Regions from separate parts of the Homo sapiens genome. Here region 1 is linked to region 2. A link is a loop called in an ENCODE intact Hi-C map of the cell type or tissue named here. Cell type or tissue: mammary epithelial cell. All regions are shown on one strand. Links, peaks and the distances in the headings refer to the core of each region. The heading gives the core; the rest is flanking DNA. Region 1 has its middle 24 kb from the start of LDLRAP1. Region 2 overlaps RSRP1 (arginine and serine rich protein 1).

What was found. Hi-C counts contacts between places; a loop is a spot of excess contacts. Peaks named below come from ENCODE experiments on the same cell type or tissue, not always from the same donor. Only the 100,000 strongest peaks of a DNase experiment are listed, where the experiment ranks them.
Region 1: a loop joins it to region 2, with 5 times the contacts of the local background. A loop is called at or near these places in 6 of 110 quality-filtered maps.

The regions. Positions count from the first base shown.
Region 1 is chr1:25,515,465-25,523,791 of GRCh38, reverse strand. No RefSeq gene overlaps it. Among named protein-coding and RNA genes, the nearest start is that of LDLRAP1, 24 kb to the left of the region's middle. RefSeq lists enhancers at 4,529-5,123, 5,292-5,939. In mammary epithelial cell, for the core only: a CTCF peak has its summit at 3,144 (motif pointing right); a DNase peak (open chromatin) is centred at 3,961.
Region 2 is chr1:25,235,951-25,244,277 of GRCh38, reverse strand. It overlaps RSRP1 (arginine and serine rich protein 1), which reads left to right. Exons shown (of 5, transcript NM_020317.5): 4 at 645-728; 5 at 1,573-2,029. The coding sequence ends at 1,689. LOC124903881 (a long non-coding RNA gene) reads right to left here. Exons shown (of 2, transcript XR_007065555.1): 2 at 4,005-4,274. Among named protein-coding and RNA genes, the nearest start is that of RSRP1, 7.3 kb to the left of the region's middle. RefSeq lists enhancers at 3,902-4,101, 4,172-4,221, 4,242-4,371, 3,913-4,698, 4,699-5,485 and a silencer at 4,592-4,641. In mammary epithelial cell, for the core only: a CTCF peak has its summit at 4,220 (motif pointing left); DNase peaks (open chromatin) are centred at 4,317 and 6,817; H3K4me3 peaks cover 1,314 bases; H3K27ac peaks cover 1,974 bases.

The DNA.
Region 1 (8,327 bases), core at 113-8,112, 280 kb before region 2:
GCCAGTGCCCCAGGGACAGTGAGAGGAGGCGACAAGGCTAGTGTGATGCACCTTTGGGCCGTGGCCTGAAGAGGGGACCCTTGCTCAGGAAGAAGGGGTGGGTCCCTGCCTTTAATTCCCTCATCACTGCCTGAGCCATGCAAGTGCTGAATCCACCAGATCCAGGTTCCCAAGTGCCAGAAGACGGGGATCGGGGCAAAACGGTGGCTATGACGTGAACCCTGAATGTGCCAGTGAGTGGCCACTATTAGTGAGTACCAACAATGTGCCACGCATTTGTGTTGGGCACTCAATACACATCTCATTTCACTCAGGTGAATGGTTAGGGGCCTGAGTTCTGGAGGAAGAAGGTCCTGGGTCAGGATCCAGGCCCCCACCATGGGTATCTGTGTGCTTTGGTGAGTTGCCTCGCCCTGCTAGCTTTACTTTCCATTTCCACACCTGTAAAGTGGAGTAACAATGGCACCCGCCTCATGGGAAGGATGTGGCGAGGATTTGGTGATGGATCATGTTCATCATGCTCAGCTTAGAGCCTGGCACGTGGGACACTTATTAATTGGCAGCAGAGATGATGACAGGGGGCCCTACTCTGTCCAGGGTGCTGTGCCGAGTGCTTTTCATGGATTATCTGATTTAAACTTCATAACCACCCAGAGGCGGTGGGACTGTGATTGGCCCCCCTCTTACAGGTAAGGAAGCCAACTCAGAGGGGTGAAGTCTCTGACCCAAGGTCACACAGCTGCTGGATGGCAGAAGTGGGATTTGAATCTAGGTCTCTGCCTTAGAAGCCTGATTCGCAAAAACCCCTCACCCTTCTTCTTACCACCCCGTACCCTCATATATGAGGTTAATAACTCACTATGGTTCATCTCTCTGGTCCTTTAAGAAATACTTCTGGGTGAGGCTTTACTGGAGGCTCAGAGAGGGCAAGGGACTGGCCTGGGGCTGCAGAGCTAAATGGTGGCAGAGCTGGTCCTAGGACCCAGGCCCTCTGGCTCTCTGGCCAGGCCTCATGCCCACCCATAAGAGATCATTCAGGACCCTGGATGTCATTTCCATCTCTGCTCTGCTCTCTCGAGGTGGGGCTCTGATCTCCCATCCCTGTCCCCGCCTCACTCCTTTGTAGAAAGGTTCCAGGCCCCATGGGAGCTTCTGGGCTTTTCTTCCTAAGGCCACTGAACTGTGGGATTGAAGCCTCATTCTTTTCTCTTCCATCGATAGGTAATTTGCCTGGAACATGTTGAGCACTTTAAAAATTTGGTCACATTGCAGTGTCTGGGTTACCATGGTGACCTCACTTTGAATTTGCTTCCCAGGGGAGGCTGGTAATAATTAATACAGCACTTAGTGCTGGCTGCCCGCAGAGTGTGGGGGAGGATTCTGGAGTCCCCTGGGATCCGCTTCCCTAGGGGGAGCACTGCTTCCTCCTCTGAGCAGGATCCTGGGGTTCTCCAAGGAGAAAGTGGGTGGGGGGAGAGGACCTGCCCACCCTGCCCACCCCTTCGGCAGGCCCAGCAGCCATGCTGTCAGAGCTGGTCTATATCGGGATGGGGAATTCAGGGCTCAAGGGAGAGTGTGTGACTTGACCAAGGCCACACAAGATCCAGACAGCATCACCATTGGGTGGAAAGCTGATTTCCTAAGCTTTAGGACAGAGCTCCAGTGATTGCCAAGTTTGAGGAAGCCCAGCTCCAAAACTTCTCCCCTTCCAGAATGCCTGGAACACAGTGCAAATGCCCCAAGCTGGGGGTGGAGTGGGGAGGTCAGGGTGGGTGGGAGGCAGTCATGGCCCATTCAATGCGAAGTGGGTTCTCAGATGACCCAGGGTGTTGGGGACCAGGCTCAGAGGAACTTTGGCGGAGGGAACTGGAGAGGTTGGGATGGGGAGAGGAGCCTGAGAGGGAGGTCCTACAGGACAGGCCTTAGACATTTCCGGCAAAGGGTGGAAGAGCAGTGAAGGGGCATTCTGCTTCTCATGATCTTCTCCATTCCTCTCCTCCCCAGCATTTCTTGGTCTCCACCCACGCCAGTTCTTGTAGAAAGAAGAGTAGAAGGACGTGTAACAGAAAGAAGAAGAAATCTCTGTTAGGGCTGAGTGCAGTGGCTCATGCCTATAATCCCAGCATTTTGGGAGGCTGAGGCAGGAGCATCTCTTGAGCCCAGGAGTTGGAGAGCTGCCTGGGCAACATAGTGAGACCCCATCTCTAAAACAAAAAACAAATTAGCCAGGCATGGTGGTATGTGCCTGTAGTCTCAGCTACTTGGGAGGCTGAGGCAGGAGGATTGCTTGAGCAGAGGAGAAAGAGGCTGGGTGACAGAGTGAAAATGTCTCAAAAAAAAAAAAAAAAAAATCCAGGCTGGGGATGGTAGCTCACGCTGTAATCCCAGCACTTTGGGAGGCCGAGGCAGGTGGAACACCTGAGGTCAGGAGTTCGAGACCAGCCTGGCCAACGTGGTGAAACCCTGTCGCTACTAAAAACACAAAAATTAGCCAGGTGTGGTGGCACATGACTATAGTTCCAGCTACTCGGGGGGCTGAGGCAGGAGAATCGCTTGAACCTGGGTGGTGGAGGTTGCAGTGAGCCAAGATTGTACTCTAGCCTGGGTGACAAGAGTGAAATTCCATCTCAAAAAAAGAAAAGAAAAAGAAATCCAGACTGCATCCCACTTTTTCCAGATGGGGAAAGTGAAGCTCAGAGAGGCCTTAGAGATGTAGAGAGACCACAGCCAATAAGTGGTCAGCTGGAGATTCAAACCCACATCAGTGCATGTAGCATCTGCACTCTTAACCTTTACCCTCGGGCAGGGTTCTCTCCCTGATCCACATTCCCCTTGGGGCCTGAGCCGAGGGCTTGGGGAGTTTAGCTCTGATGTAGAGTTGGAGGGCAGGATGGGCCTGAGGCAGGAGATGGGGAGGAAAACTAGGCTGGCTTCTCTGCTGGAAACTGGAGCAGGTGTGGCTGAATCAAAAATGCTGGAAGCTTGGGAGCTCCAACCATGGAAGTGGGTTTTAGTAGAGGGTTGGGGAGAAGGGGAAAGGGGAAAATGGCTTTGGTATCTTTGCTCACGTCCAAAAACAACTGAGTTTGTGGTGTACCCTTGGTCTCAAAGGAAAACAAACCTGTGACTTTAGTATGCTGCCACCAGGTGGCGGTGTAATGTGGCTACTCATATCACAGATTCACCTCTATTAAAATAAATTGCACTCATTTTTCAAAAGGATAAAAGTCTTTAAAGAATTAGATTTATATATTATTTCACTTGATTCTTAAAAACTAAGGTAACATTTTAGGGGAAAATGCCTGAGATATAGTTTGGTTCATTCTTCCCTGATCCTTAACTTTCATCTACCTACCCTAAGCCTGGGCTTTCTGGTGATCTGTCTGTATGGTCCTAGTCAACAGCCAGTGAAGCCCACCCCAAAAGTTTTCATGCCAACTCGAGAAGCCAGAAAGAGCAAGGGACACAGTCAGCTCTCATCCTTCCCCTCAATTAGCCCAATTCTGGAGATAGCTGCCCACCACCCCTAGGCTGCCTAACTTCTACATAGACTTTACATATATTGTGGCTCTCCTCCCACTGGGTTTTAATTCCGTTTTTTTTTTTTTTTTTGAGACGGAGTCTTGCTCTGTTGCCCAGGCTGGAGTGCAGTGGGTTATCTCGGCTCTCGGCTCATTGCAACCTCCACCTCCGTGTTCAAGTGATTCTCGTGCCTCAGCCTCCCAAGTAGCTAAGACTACTGGCGCACACCACCATGCCCGGCTAATTTTTGTATTTTTAGTAGAGACGGGGTTTCACCATCTTGGCCAGGCTGGTCTCGAACTCCTGATCTCAAGAGATCTGCCTGCCTCAGCCTCCCAAAGTGCTGGGAATACAGGCATGAGCCACTGTGCCAGGCCTGGGTTTTAACATGACTGTCCGCCACACCAGAAGGTTAGTCCCTCCAAGCAGAGACCATGACTCATTCATCTGCTACTGTTCTAGGTCTTAACCACAATGGCCGGCACATGGGCGATGATCAGCAGTTGGTTGAATGAATAAATGAATTGCTATTTCACAGCTGAGGAAACTAAAGTTCCTGGAGAGAAATAATACCAATAATAATAATAATAATAATAATTGGCATTTGCTATGTACCTACTATGTCCCAGACATATATTAACTCTAGTTTCCACAACAATTCTAGGATACCATTATTATGCACATTATGCAGATGAGGGGACTGAGGCTGAGAGACATTTGAGATGGGGGAGGGAGCAACTGAAGGGGACCCAAGTCCAGTTCAGTAGCTCATTTGGGAGAGGAAGTTGAGGGCAGGCATCACTCATCCTGCTGTTCATTTATTCAGGACAAGTTTACTGCAGTTAGATGTCCCTGCTAGGCCTGTGGTGGGTGAGCACACAGAAGGGATGAGTGCTCATCACTCTGGCTGAGGCAGGAGGCAGCCTGAGTCCAAACCTCAGTGCCTTGGGCCAGGCCTGGTAGCTCACGCCTAGCAGTGCTTTGGGAGGCCGAGGCAAGGGGATCACTTGAGCTCAGGAGTTATGAGACCAGCCTGGATAACATAGCGAAACTCTGGCTCTCCAAAAATAAAAAAGTTAAAAATTAGCCAGTCGTGGTGGTCCATGCCTGTAGTCCTAACTACTCAGGAAGCTGAGATGAGTGGATGGCTTGAGCCCTGGAGTTGAAGACTACAGTGAGCTATGATCATGCCACCACCCTCCAGCCTGAAAGGTGACAGAGCGAGACTCTGACCCTAAAAAAATAAAAAACGGGCCAGGCGCGGTGGCTCACGACTGTAATCCCAGCACTTTGGGAGGCCGAGGCAGGTGGATCACGAGGTCAGGAGTTCAAGACCAGCCTGGCCAAGATGGTGAAACCCCGTCTCTACTAAAAATACAAAAATTAGCTGGGTGTGCTGGCAGGTGCCTGTAATCCCAGCTACTCGGGAGGCTAAGGCAGGAGAATTGCTTGAACCCAGGCAGCAGAGGTTGCAGTGAGCCGAGATCGCGCCACTGCACTCCAGCCTGGGAGACAGACTGAGACTCTGTCTTAAAAAAATAAAAATAAACAAAATAAAAATAAAAAAACACTGTAATCCCAGCACTTTGGGAGGCTGAGGCAGGTGAATCGTGTGAGGTCAGGAGTTTGAGACCAGCCTGGCTGACATGGTGAAACCACGTCTCTACTAAAAATACAAAAATTAGCCAGGCGTGGTGGTGGGAGCCTGTAATCCCAGCTACTCAGGAGGCTGAGGCAGGAGAATCACTTGAACCCTGGAGGCGGAGGTTGCAGTGAGCCGAGATGGCGCCATTGCATTCCAGCCTGGGCGACAGAGGAAGACTCCGTCTCAATAAATACATATAAATACATAAATTAAAAACAAAAAACCTCAGCACCTCGTGTACAACCTGAGAGGCTGCGCCCCCAGCAGCTTTCAGCAGCTCTCTCTGCAAGGTCTCAAAAACTGCTGCCACCATCTTAAACTTAATATCCTCGCGCCACGTGGTCCAGGTATGTTTGTTTGTTGGGAGAACAGGGAAACCGCTCTGGCAGAAGGCCAGGGAACGTCTCTTTGCATCCCATTGGTAGCGCCTCATTAGGTCAAGCGCTACTCCTGAACCAATCAGGGGCCTGAAGCATGGCCTCGTGGGTTGGCTCCGCCCCCACACGCGGGGAGTGTTGATTGCAGCCTCAGGCAGGTTGGTGAAATGAGAGGTGATGGGATGGAAAAGAGGAGGCGGCCACATTGTGTACTCGCTCCCTTTGCACAAAGCTGCGACCTTCCCCACCTTCCTCAAGGGAGCTGCTGGGTGGAGACAAGCCAAGAGCTCCGAGTGCAGGAGGCCCCCTTCCACCCAGCACCCTGTAGCTGTGAGAGCTTGGCCCAGGCCCAGCCTCCTCACCTGCACGGAGCTAAGGTGAGGGTCCCACTGAGGCAGGGCACGAGAAGGCACCTCGCGCACAGTAGCCCCCTTTCCAACCCGCGTGATATTCTGATTGGCCTACATCTCTCTCCCACTGCCAATCCGTGCACACAGCCCCTCTCCCTAGGCCTCTCCCAGCTGCGACGTGGCAAGAGGAGTCCCAGAGATGTGGGAGACTGGCCGACTGACGGCAGCCAAAGGCTGACCTGCTGCGCACTTCCCTGGATCGGTGGCAGGGGGCGTGTCTCTGAGTGGGTGGGGACAGGCCTCCCCCAGGTGTCAGCAGCATCTCCTGTTTTTCGTGTCCAGCACCTGCTTACCATTGCGGTAAGAGTGTCCCAGTTTTTTCTTGGGTATAGGGTGCCCAAGTCCAGTCCCAGCCATAGTCTGTGTCATGTTCCACAGTGACTGGTTCAGGGGTGGCCAGAGCCAGGCAGAGTCAGTCTGAGTGGCTCTTAGGACTTTTGCTTGTTTACCATTGGAGGGAACCTGGCTGTAGAACTAGAGGCTGCCAGTACCTTCTTGCCACCAGGTAGAGAGTGACAATGAAGCCAACACTCAAAGGAGACATAGCTGAGGCAAGACCGGGGAGAAAACAGGTCTGATGGTGACACCTGAGCCCCTTTGTCCACCCTTCCTGAAGCCAGCTGTACCCTCTGGAGTTTTCAGTGATATGAGCCAATTAACTTCCTTTGCTTAAATCCCATTTGATTTGGTTTTCTGTTGCTTGCAACCAAAAGATCCTAACCCTAACCCTAACCCTTGGTGATACCATCTCAGCTTGGGGTACAGAAGAGAAGGTGGAGGTGGCAGGGAAAGATTGGGATTCAGGGTCTCCTCCAGAGAGCTTCCAGGCCACGGGGACAGAGCTGGACAGAGACCCCTTCCTTACAGCCAGGCTGAGTGTCAGCCACATAAGGCCCTGGTACAAGCCTTGGAGGGTGAGGCCTCCCAGAGTGGGTGTTGGGTGTTGGGTGTTGGTCATGGCAGCTGCAAGTGGTCACTCAGGTTCAGATGCCTTCCTGGACAGCTGGGGAAGACAGGTGTCAGCAGCTGTGGAGACAGCACTCTAACGGAATGGGGCAGCTGCGTGGCCAACATCAGGAGCAAAAACTGGGGTGCAGTGGGGGGAAGAGGCTATTCAAGGGTAGCATTAGGGACTCCCCAGAGTGACCTCTTTGTCATAGCTCCTTCAGCCCCTACCTCAGAGCCTCAGTGTTTCCTGCCCACAAGATAATACAGCACATTGGGAGGGGGTGACATCCAGGGGGTCCTGACTTCCTAGACACCCTCACCCAGTCTTGGGGACTTGTAGGACAATCTTGTGATTGAAGCACCCAGGCCCTGGAGCACACCAGCCTGAGTTTAAATCCCAGCTTCTCCACTTCCTGCCTATGTGACCCTGGGAAATGTTCCCTGCCTCTCTGAGCCTCAGTTTCCTCATCTGTGAGGTCAAGGTAACTCTCCCAACCCCCCAGGATTGCTGTAAGAGTAATGAGAAGGGCACGTGGGGTCTGGCATGAGGGAGGAGCTTTGAAAGCTTTTCTCTTATTGGTGTCTTCAGGACTGGGCAGGCTCTGAGGAGGAAGAGAGGCAGGAGTGCAGACTACGGATGGAAAGAGGATCCGGAGGCTGCCAGTCAGATTCTAGTGCTCTTTCCCTCATTCAGCAAACATTTATTGAGCACCTACTATGTGCCAGGCATGATTCCAAGTGCCAGGGATACAGCAGTGAAAAGAGATAAAAACCCCTGCCCTCATGAAGCTGACATTTCTGTCAGGGGAGACAAACCACAAAGTAAGAAAGTAAAAATAGCAGGGAGTGGTGGCTCACGCCTGTAATCCCAGCACTTTGGGAGGCCGAAGCAGGTGGATCACCTGAGGTCAGGAGTTCCAGATCAGCCTGGCACACATGGCGAAACCCCATCTCTAATAAAAAAAAAAAAAAAGAAGAAGAAGAAAAAAATTAGCCAGGCGTGGTGGTGCGCACCTGTAATCCCAGCTACTCAGGAGGCTGAGGCAGGAGAATTGCTTGAACCCAGGAGGCAGAGGCTGCAGTGGGCCAAGATCGTGCCACTGCACTCCAGCCTGAGGAAAAAAAAAAAAGAAGAAAGTAAAAATTAAAAATACGATAGATGGTGATAACAAATAATATAAATTAAATAGAATAAAAATATGATAGTGCCAAATACTGAGAAGACTAAAGCAGAGAAGAGGGATAGAGACTGTCTGATTAGCTGAGATGGTAACATTCGAGTGCCGATCATAAGGGGTGAATGAATGAGTGAGGCATTCTAAAAAGAGGGAACAGAACTGTCACAGCTAAAGGGAACCTAAGGAAACATGACAACTAAATGGAATGTGGCATCCTGGATGGGATCCTGGAGCAGAAGGCTATTAG
Region 2 (8,327 bases), core at 147-8,146:
TGGGGCATCTGTGAAAAAGATGTCCCTTTCATAATATATGCAATATATTCCAGATGTTTTGAGAGATTACAGAAGAGGAGGCCTGCTTCACTTGCAGATAAGTTTATTATAATTCTCCAGAAATGTGCAGGATGTGCATTAGCAAATTGCACTGTACTTTTCACTCCAGCCTGGGTGACAGAGCAAGACTCCCGTCTCGGGGGCTTAAAAAAAAAAAATGCTGTATCTAAATGAATCTGTGTAATTGGGCCCAGATGTGGGTTTGCTCAGTATTAGTAGACAAGGTCTTTGTTCAGACGATTAGGTGCCTAACTGGCAAATGCCTTAGTTTCTTAAAACGTATTTTCTGATGTGGCTTTACATTTCAAAAGTGAACTTGATTCAACCTGAGAAAACTGATTAAAAAATTAGTTTAAATTTGCCAGCAGGGAAGTAAAATAATTATGGGAAGAGTGTCTTAAGCCTAATATTAAATCAGTTTTGTTAAGGGGAAAACTCAATAGTTCTGTTACTTAGGCTGTTAGATCCAAGTTGATTTTTGTGTCTACAGCTAAATTTTGTTTACAATTAGGCTATTTTTTAATATAGGATTTAGAAACCAAGGGTATGTGTTTTAAAATTACACTTTTTCTTAACCTGTCTAGCTGTCGGAAAAGGTAACAGAAGATGGAACTCGAAATCCCAATGAAAAACCTACCCAGCAAAGAAGCATAGCTTTTAGCTCTAATGTAAGTATATCCAGGCATTGAACACTCAAAAATTGGATTTAGGATGTATTTTTGCATCTTTGTGTTTTTATCTTTGTGGTGATAGTTGGGGGCCTACTGACACACTTTTTAAATAGAATTAAAATCATTTGTTTTTGAGCCACTTTTATAAGTGGCCATTATAATGGGTTTGTAATATATATAACATTCACGTTAGTTCCGATATTTTGCCATTCTTTTAAGTGTCCCCCCTTTTTTATTGAAATATTTTAAAGGGAAATCTTTAGAATACTCCTTAATCACAATGTTTTAAAATAAGAGTTTCAAAAACGAAGCCTCAAAATCATTATACCTTGTGTATCTTGTGTATGTCCAGTGTCTCCCTGCTGCCCCAGTATCTTCACTTCACTTTTTGAATCAAGCTACAATTAAGGTTCACACTATGTGTTTGGTTGATAATCCTTTTTTTTTTGTTTTGAGACAGAGTCTTGCTCTGTTGCCCAGGCTGGAGTGTAGTGGTGCAATCTTGGCTCACTGCAGCTTCTGCCTGCCTCCTGGGTTCAAGCGATTCTCCTGCCTCAGCCTCCCGAGTAGCTGAGACTACTGGCGCATGCCACCACGCCCGGCTAATTTTTGTATTTTTAGGAGACAGGGTTTCACCATGTTGGCCAGGATGGTCTACATCTGACCTCGTGATCCGCCCGTGTCAGCCTTCCAAAGTGCTGGGATTACAGGCGTGAGCCACCGCGCCCAGCAATTGATAATATCTCTAAGGCTCATACATGGGATTATTTAATGTACTTTTTTTTGTGAAAAAAGTGTACAATGTATGTTTGGGAAGCTGACTGAATTTGTTCTTTTACAGAATTCTGTAGCAAAGCCAATACAAAAATCAGCTAAAGCTGCCACAGAAGAGGCATCTTCAAGATCACCAAAAATAGATCAGAAAAAAAGTCCATATGGACTGTGGATACCTATCTAAAAGAAGAAAACTGATGGCTAAGTTTGCATGAAAACTGCACTTTATTGCAAGTTAGTGTTTCTAGCATTATCCCATCCCTTTGAGCCATTCAGGGGTACTTGTGCATTTAAAAACCAACACAAAAAGATGTAAATACTTAACACTCAAATATTAACATTTTAGGTTTCTCTTGCAGATATGAGAGATAGCACAGATGGACCAAAGGTTATGCACAGGTGGGAGTCTTTTGTATATAGTTGTAAATATTGTCTTGGTTATGTAAAAATGAAATTTTTTAGACACAGTAATTGAACTGTATTCCTGTTTTGTATATTTAATAAATTTCTTGTTTTCATTCTTAGTCTTTATTGTATATATATAACCTAATGGATCTTTATTTAATGTAGAGATATAAGGTGGTGTGTGTTGATTAAAGCCCTGTTAATCCCAAGTCCAAGGCTGACTGGCCCTACCTGAGATTTTGAGAAATGCTGAATCTCAAGTCCCTACCCTAGACCTGCTGAATTAGAAACTGAATTTTAACAATATTCCCAACTGAGGTCAATACTTCAACTTGAAAAATTGCCCTAAAAAATTTATGGAATACTGGGCTTCAAGGCAAGAAACTAAGCCAGAAAGAGGAGGAATAGAATGCCTCATTAAGCTGTAAAATCTGAGGTATAGTTAAAATTATTATGCTTTTAAAAAAGCATTCTAAGTAAACTTTTTTTTTGAGATGGAGTGCAGTGGTGCGATCTGGGCTCACTGCAAGCTCCACCTCCTGGGTTCACGCCATTCTCCTGCCTCAGCCTCCCGAGTAGCTGGGACTACAGGCGCCTGCCACCATGCCTGGCTAATTTTTTTGTATTTTTAGTAGAGATGGGGTTTCACCGTGTTAGGATGGTCTCGATCTCCTGACCTTGTGATCCACCCGCCTTGGCCTCCCAAAGAGCTGGGATTACACGTGTGAGCCACTGCACCCGGCCAAAGTATTCTAAATAAACTCTTAATTTGAAATGTATTGGTGCTACTGTAACTGGGAATGATTTTTTTTTGGAGACCGAGTCTCTCTCTGTCACCCAGGCTGGAGTGCAGTGGCACAGTCTCCACTCACTGCAACTTCCACCTCCCGGGTTCAAGCGATTCTCCTGCCTCAGCCTCCTGAGTAGCTGGGACTACAGGCATGTGCCCCCATACCCAGCTAGTTTTTGTATTTTTAGTAGAGACGGGGTTTTGCCATCTTGGCCTGGCTGGTCTAGAACTCCTGACCTCGGGTGATCCACCCTGCTCAGCCTCCCGAAGTGCTGGGATTACAGGTGTGAGCCACTGCACCCGGCTGGGAAGAATATGAAGCACGTTTTTTTTTTTTTTTTTTTTTTTGAGACGGAGTTTTGCTCTTGTTGCCCAGGCTGCAGTGCAATGGCACAATCCTGGCTCATCGCAACCTCCACCTCCTGGGTTCAAGCGATTATCCTGCCTCAGCCTCCCAAGTAGCTGGGATTACAGGCTTGTATTTTTAGTAGAGATGGGGTTTGTCCATGTTGGTCAGGCTGGTCTGGAACTCCTGACTTCAGGGGATTCACCAGCCTCGGCCTCCGAAAGTGCTGGGATTACAGGCGTGAGCCACTGCGCCTGACCGTTAAGCACATAAAATTTTAAGTGGGTATTACACTTTATGAACTGGAGAATCTTGACAGCTGGTCTAAGTAAGACTGATTTTTATAGACACTTTATTTTTTAGAGAAGGGGTTTCTTGCTCCATCACCCAGGCTGTAGTGCACAGTCACAGCTTGCTGCAACCTTGAACTCCAGGGCTCAGGGAATCCTGCCACAGCCTCTACCATACAGGCTTATGCCATCGCACCTGGCTAATTTTTTGGGGGTAAAGATGAGTGGGATTTCTGTTACCCTAGGCTGGTCTTCAAGCAGTCCTCCTGCTTCGGCGCCCCCAAAGTGTAGGCATTACAGGCGTGAGCCACTGTGCCTGGCCTAAAATAATAGTTTCACCAAATGTTTTAACTTTCTTACAAGGATATTTGGTTTTTGAAGGATGGCATTTTACAGAATGTTATTAAAGATCAGTGTCTATCTCCATGGTTTTGTTCCCATAAATGCACCTGGGCTATGCAATAGAGCGTGGAACAGGAAAGCACCTGTAATTGTGACCACTTCTGGGGAAGAAGAGGGACTAGGGTGAATTTCCTGTAGTCATTGTCACCTTCCTTTCACTACCTACATAGCTTGCAAGAAAAATTAGCACCCTACCTCTGAAGCTCCCAAGGTCAACTCTAGGCTTCACATTAAACACAAACAGAAGACAACCCAAGTGAATAATATACAGATAAACGTGGAAATATACACATTAGAACATTTCTTTACAAACTACAAACGCGCACGGACCTGGCCAGGCGGCAGGTCTGAGCTGGTGTCCGAGACTATGCATCCGTTTCCGGCGCAGCGCACGGGATCTGCGCAGTCTCCGTTCGCGCTTCTGGGCTCCGTAAGGAGAAGCGTCTTCAGACGGGGTGGCTTGGCTTCCGAGGCCCTCTGCTGGCGACCCAGTCCCAGTGTCTGCGTCTCCCTCTCCCCTGGCATCGTCTCCTCCTCTAGGACAGACGTAGCCACAAACGTCCCTACCTCGATACCCCCAGGGAAGGGCCTGCCACCCATCTTGTCAGCCACAGTCTCCGCCCTCCCCTGGCAACGCTTCCCTCCACTTCCGGTAACAATTAACTGGAACCCCGGGCCTCACTTTTCCGGACGTAACCCGGCCCTTCCTGGGGGACCCAGGCAATCCCCACCCCTGGCAGTCCTGGGCTGCGTCCGACTGGGCTAGGCCTGTGCGCAGGCGCATTGGGTGGAGAAACCCGGACCTGTGCTGGAGACGCGAGGACGAAGTGAGCTATGATCTCAGCCTCTCAGCCTGGGTGACAGTGAGACCTATCTCAAAAACAAAACTCTGAAGGCAGACTATCCCTCTCCTTCCTCAGATTTCCTTAAATGCCTTTCTTTAGGGAAGCCAGCTCACCACTTTAAAAGTCAGTTTCCTCTGTTACAGCTCTTCATACATTTTTACATTTTCTTCTTTGCAGCACTTACATACATGTAATTACATAAGTGTGGAGTTGCTTGTTTAATGTAGTTAATTTGGGGTTTTTTTGAACCCCAAATTTTGAACGGATCTCGCTCTATCGCCCAGGTTGGAGTGCAGTGGCGCGATCTCAGCTCACGGCAACCTCTGCCGCTTGGGTTCAAGTGATTCTCCTGTCTCAGCCTCCCGAGCAGCTAGAATTACAGGCGCCCGCCACCACGCCCGGCTAAATTTTGTATTTTTAGTAGAGACGGGGTTTCACCATGTTGGTCAGGCTGGCCTGGAATTCCTGACCTCAAGTGATCCGCCCACCTAGGCCTTACAAAGTGCTGGGATTACAGGCATAAGCCACTGAGCCCGGCCTAATGTAGTTAATTTAAATGAGACATTTCTTAACCTCTATTAAAATAGCAAATATTTGGCCAGGCACTGTGGCTTACTCCTGTAATCCCAGCACTTTGGGAGGCTGAGGTGGGAGGATTACCTGAGCCCAGGAGTTCAAGACCAGCCTGGGCAACAGAGCAAGACCCCGTCCCCTACCTCTGACCCTGCCAGCCCCTCAAAATTGAAGTATTAGCCGGACATAGTTGCAGGTGCCTGTAGTCGCAGCTACTCGGGAGGCTGAGATGGGAGTATCCTCTAGGAGGCAGAGGTTGCAGTGAGCCAAGATTGTGCCACTGCCCTCCAGCCTAGCCAACAGAGCAAGACCTTGTCTCAAAAAAAAAAAAAAAAAAAAAAAAAAAAGCAAATATAGCAGAGTAACAGGAATTTTCTCTATGTTATAGATGATTTGATAGAGCAATATTACAGGTATTTACATTCTTTAAGAATACAAAAATGTCAATTATAAACCAGGCATGGTGGCTCATGCCTGTAATCCCAACTACTCAGAGGAAGAGTCTGAGGATGGAGGATCACTTGAGGCTGGGATTTCAAAACCAGCCTAAATAACATAATGAGACCCTGTCTTTTAAAAATAAAGTCAATTATAAAATTATTTTCAGTAAGATCACTTATCAGAATTACAGGTTTTGAAAGTTATGTTACTAGGCTTACATATGCTAAGTAATTAAGGAGAGCTTAATAAAGGGACTGTTTACAAAGTTGTAGACTGGGTAAGAAAAACCAACCAGAGTGAAGCATACCAGCGCTATCAACAGGGGGATCCCTCACTACTACTACCCCAAAAGAGGCAAAAGAAGGGAGCAGCAATGGGAATCCAGAAAGTATAGGGTTAGGCCGGGCGCGGTGGCTCACGCCTGTAATCTCAACACTTTAGGAGACCGAGGCGGGTGGATCACCTGAGGTCAGGTGTTTGAGACCAGCCTGATCAACAAGGTGAAACTGTCTCTACTAAAAATACAAAAATGAGCCGGGCATGTTGGCAGGTGCCTGTAGTCCCAGCTACTCGGGAGGCTGAGACAGGAGGGATAGAAGATAGTCTTCAGACATAAGCGGTGACTACGGAAATATACCAAATCCGTAATCCAGCCAGGGAATAAATACCTTGACCTCATTTCTTCCAAACCTCTGATCTTATGTAGGTACTGTGCATTGGCAGGACCCAAGAAGGTAGAGGGCAAGAGAGTTTACTGATGCAGTTCATTCAGGCTAGCACTCAGGGACACAGAACATGGAGACCAATGGAGAGTAGTTCTAACAGGGCAGACAGAAAATATGTAGCACAAATTCTTTTTCAACAGGACATGGCAACAATTTAAAAAATTGGAGTCTTATAAGAAGTCTGTTCAAATTATATTTATACATATTTATTAACAAAGAACAGAACAAGTGATGTGTCTAATTGAATTTTTCTAGATGCTGGAAGATCTTCCATTCTATGTGCTAGTCTTACAATGTAACATTGGCACTCCTTCTATCTAGAAGTAGAGTCTGTATCCCTAATCCTTGAATCTGTGACTATGGAGGGAGTGACACTGTGAATTCTGAGACTAAGTCATAAAAAGTGAAACAGATTCCACCTAGTTCTCTTGGGATACTTGTTCTTAAAACCCAGCCCCCATGCTTTGAGGAAGTCCAGGCCAATGGAGAGGCCAGGTGTGGGCGTTCAGGCCTACAGCCAACATCAACCACAAGACTTCTGAGTGAGGAAACCTTTACAATGATTCCAGCCCCAGCCCCTAATCTGACTGCAACTGCATGAGAGACCCTGTGTGAGAACCACACCAATTCTCAGACCTATGAGAGATAATAATAAAATAATATTTGTGCTAAGGTACCAAGTTTTGGGATGATTTGTTATGCCACAATAGAGAAATGATACAGTTCATAACAGTTTTTTTTTTGTTTGTTTGTTTTATTTTGAGCCGGACTCTTGCTGTGTCGCCCAGGCTGGAGTGCAGTGGCGCCATCTGAGCTCACTGCAACCTCCGCCTTCTGGATTCAAGTGATTCTCCTGCCTCACCCTCCCGAGTAGCTGGGACTACAGGCGCACGCAGTCACGCCTGGCTAATTTTTTGTATTTTTAGTAGAGACGGGGTTTCACTGTGTTGACCAGGCTGGTGTGAAACTCCTGAGCTCAGGCAAATCACCCACCTCGGCCTCCCAAAGTGCTGGGATTACAGGCGTGAGCCACTGTAGCCAGCCCAGTTTTTAAAAATCACACAAATTATCATATTGCACAGAAAAGCAATGTTGAAAATCCTGTGAATACTCTTAATAAATCCTTACAAAATCAGTTGAGCAATTTTTACCACACATCTTTCCTTTCTATACTGCTTATCACTTCCAGAAACTTTAGTTAATTACAAACATTTCCATTTTTTTAAGTCCAGACTTGCAGATTTTAATTTGCAATATAAACAAATTGGTAATATAGAGCCCAATTTTACTGGCAGGAATAGGATTTTTTTTTTTTTTTTTCAAGACAGGGTCTCGCTCTGTCACCCAGGCTGAAGTGCAGTGGTGTGATCAGGGCTCACTGCAGCCTTGACCTCCCAGGCTCAAGCAATCCTCTCACCTCAGCCTCTCGAGTAGCTGGGACTACGGGGGCAGGCTACCATGCGTAGAGATGAGGTCTCGCTATGTTGCCAGGGCTGGTCTTGGACTCCTGCGCTCAAAGGATTCTCCTGCCTTGGCCTCCCAAAGTGCTGGGATTACAGGCTTGAGCCACCGTGCCAGCCAGGATTCTTAATAACAGTAAAATAAGAAGGATGTAAGCACTACTCTTCCCCAATAACTGAAATCCAAGAGGCACAAAACCACATGTAATTGTGTGGTTTTTTTTTTTTTTTTTTTGAGACGGAATCTGTGTCTCCCAGGAGTGCAGTGGCACAATCTGGGCTCACTGCAAGCTCCGCCTCCCGGGTTCACGCCATTCTCCTGCCTCAGCCTCCTGAGTAGCTGGGACTACAGGCGCCCGCCACCATGCCCAGCTAATTTTTTAGTAGAGACGAGGTTTCACCATGTTAGCCAGGATAGTCTTGATCTCCTGACCTCGTGATCCACCCGCCTTGGCCTCCCAAAGTGCTGGGATTACAGGTGTGAACCACCGCGCCCAGCCGCGATTCTATTTTTTATTCAGAAATACTGTTGACTATTCTTAGTT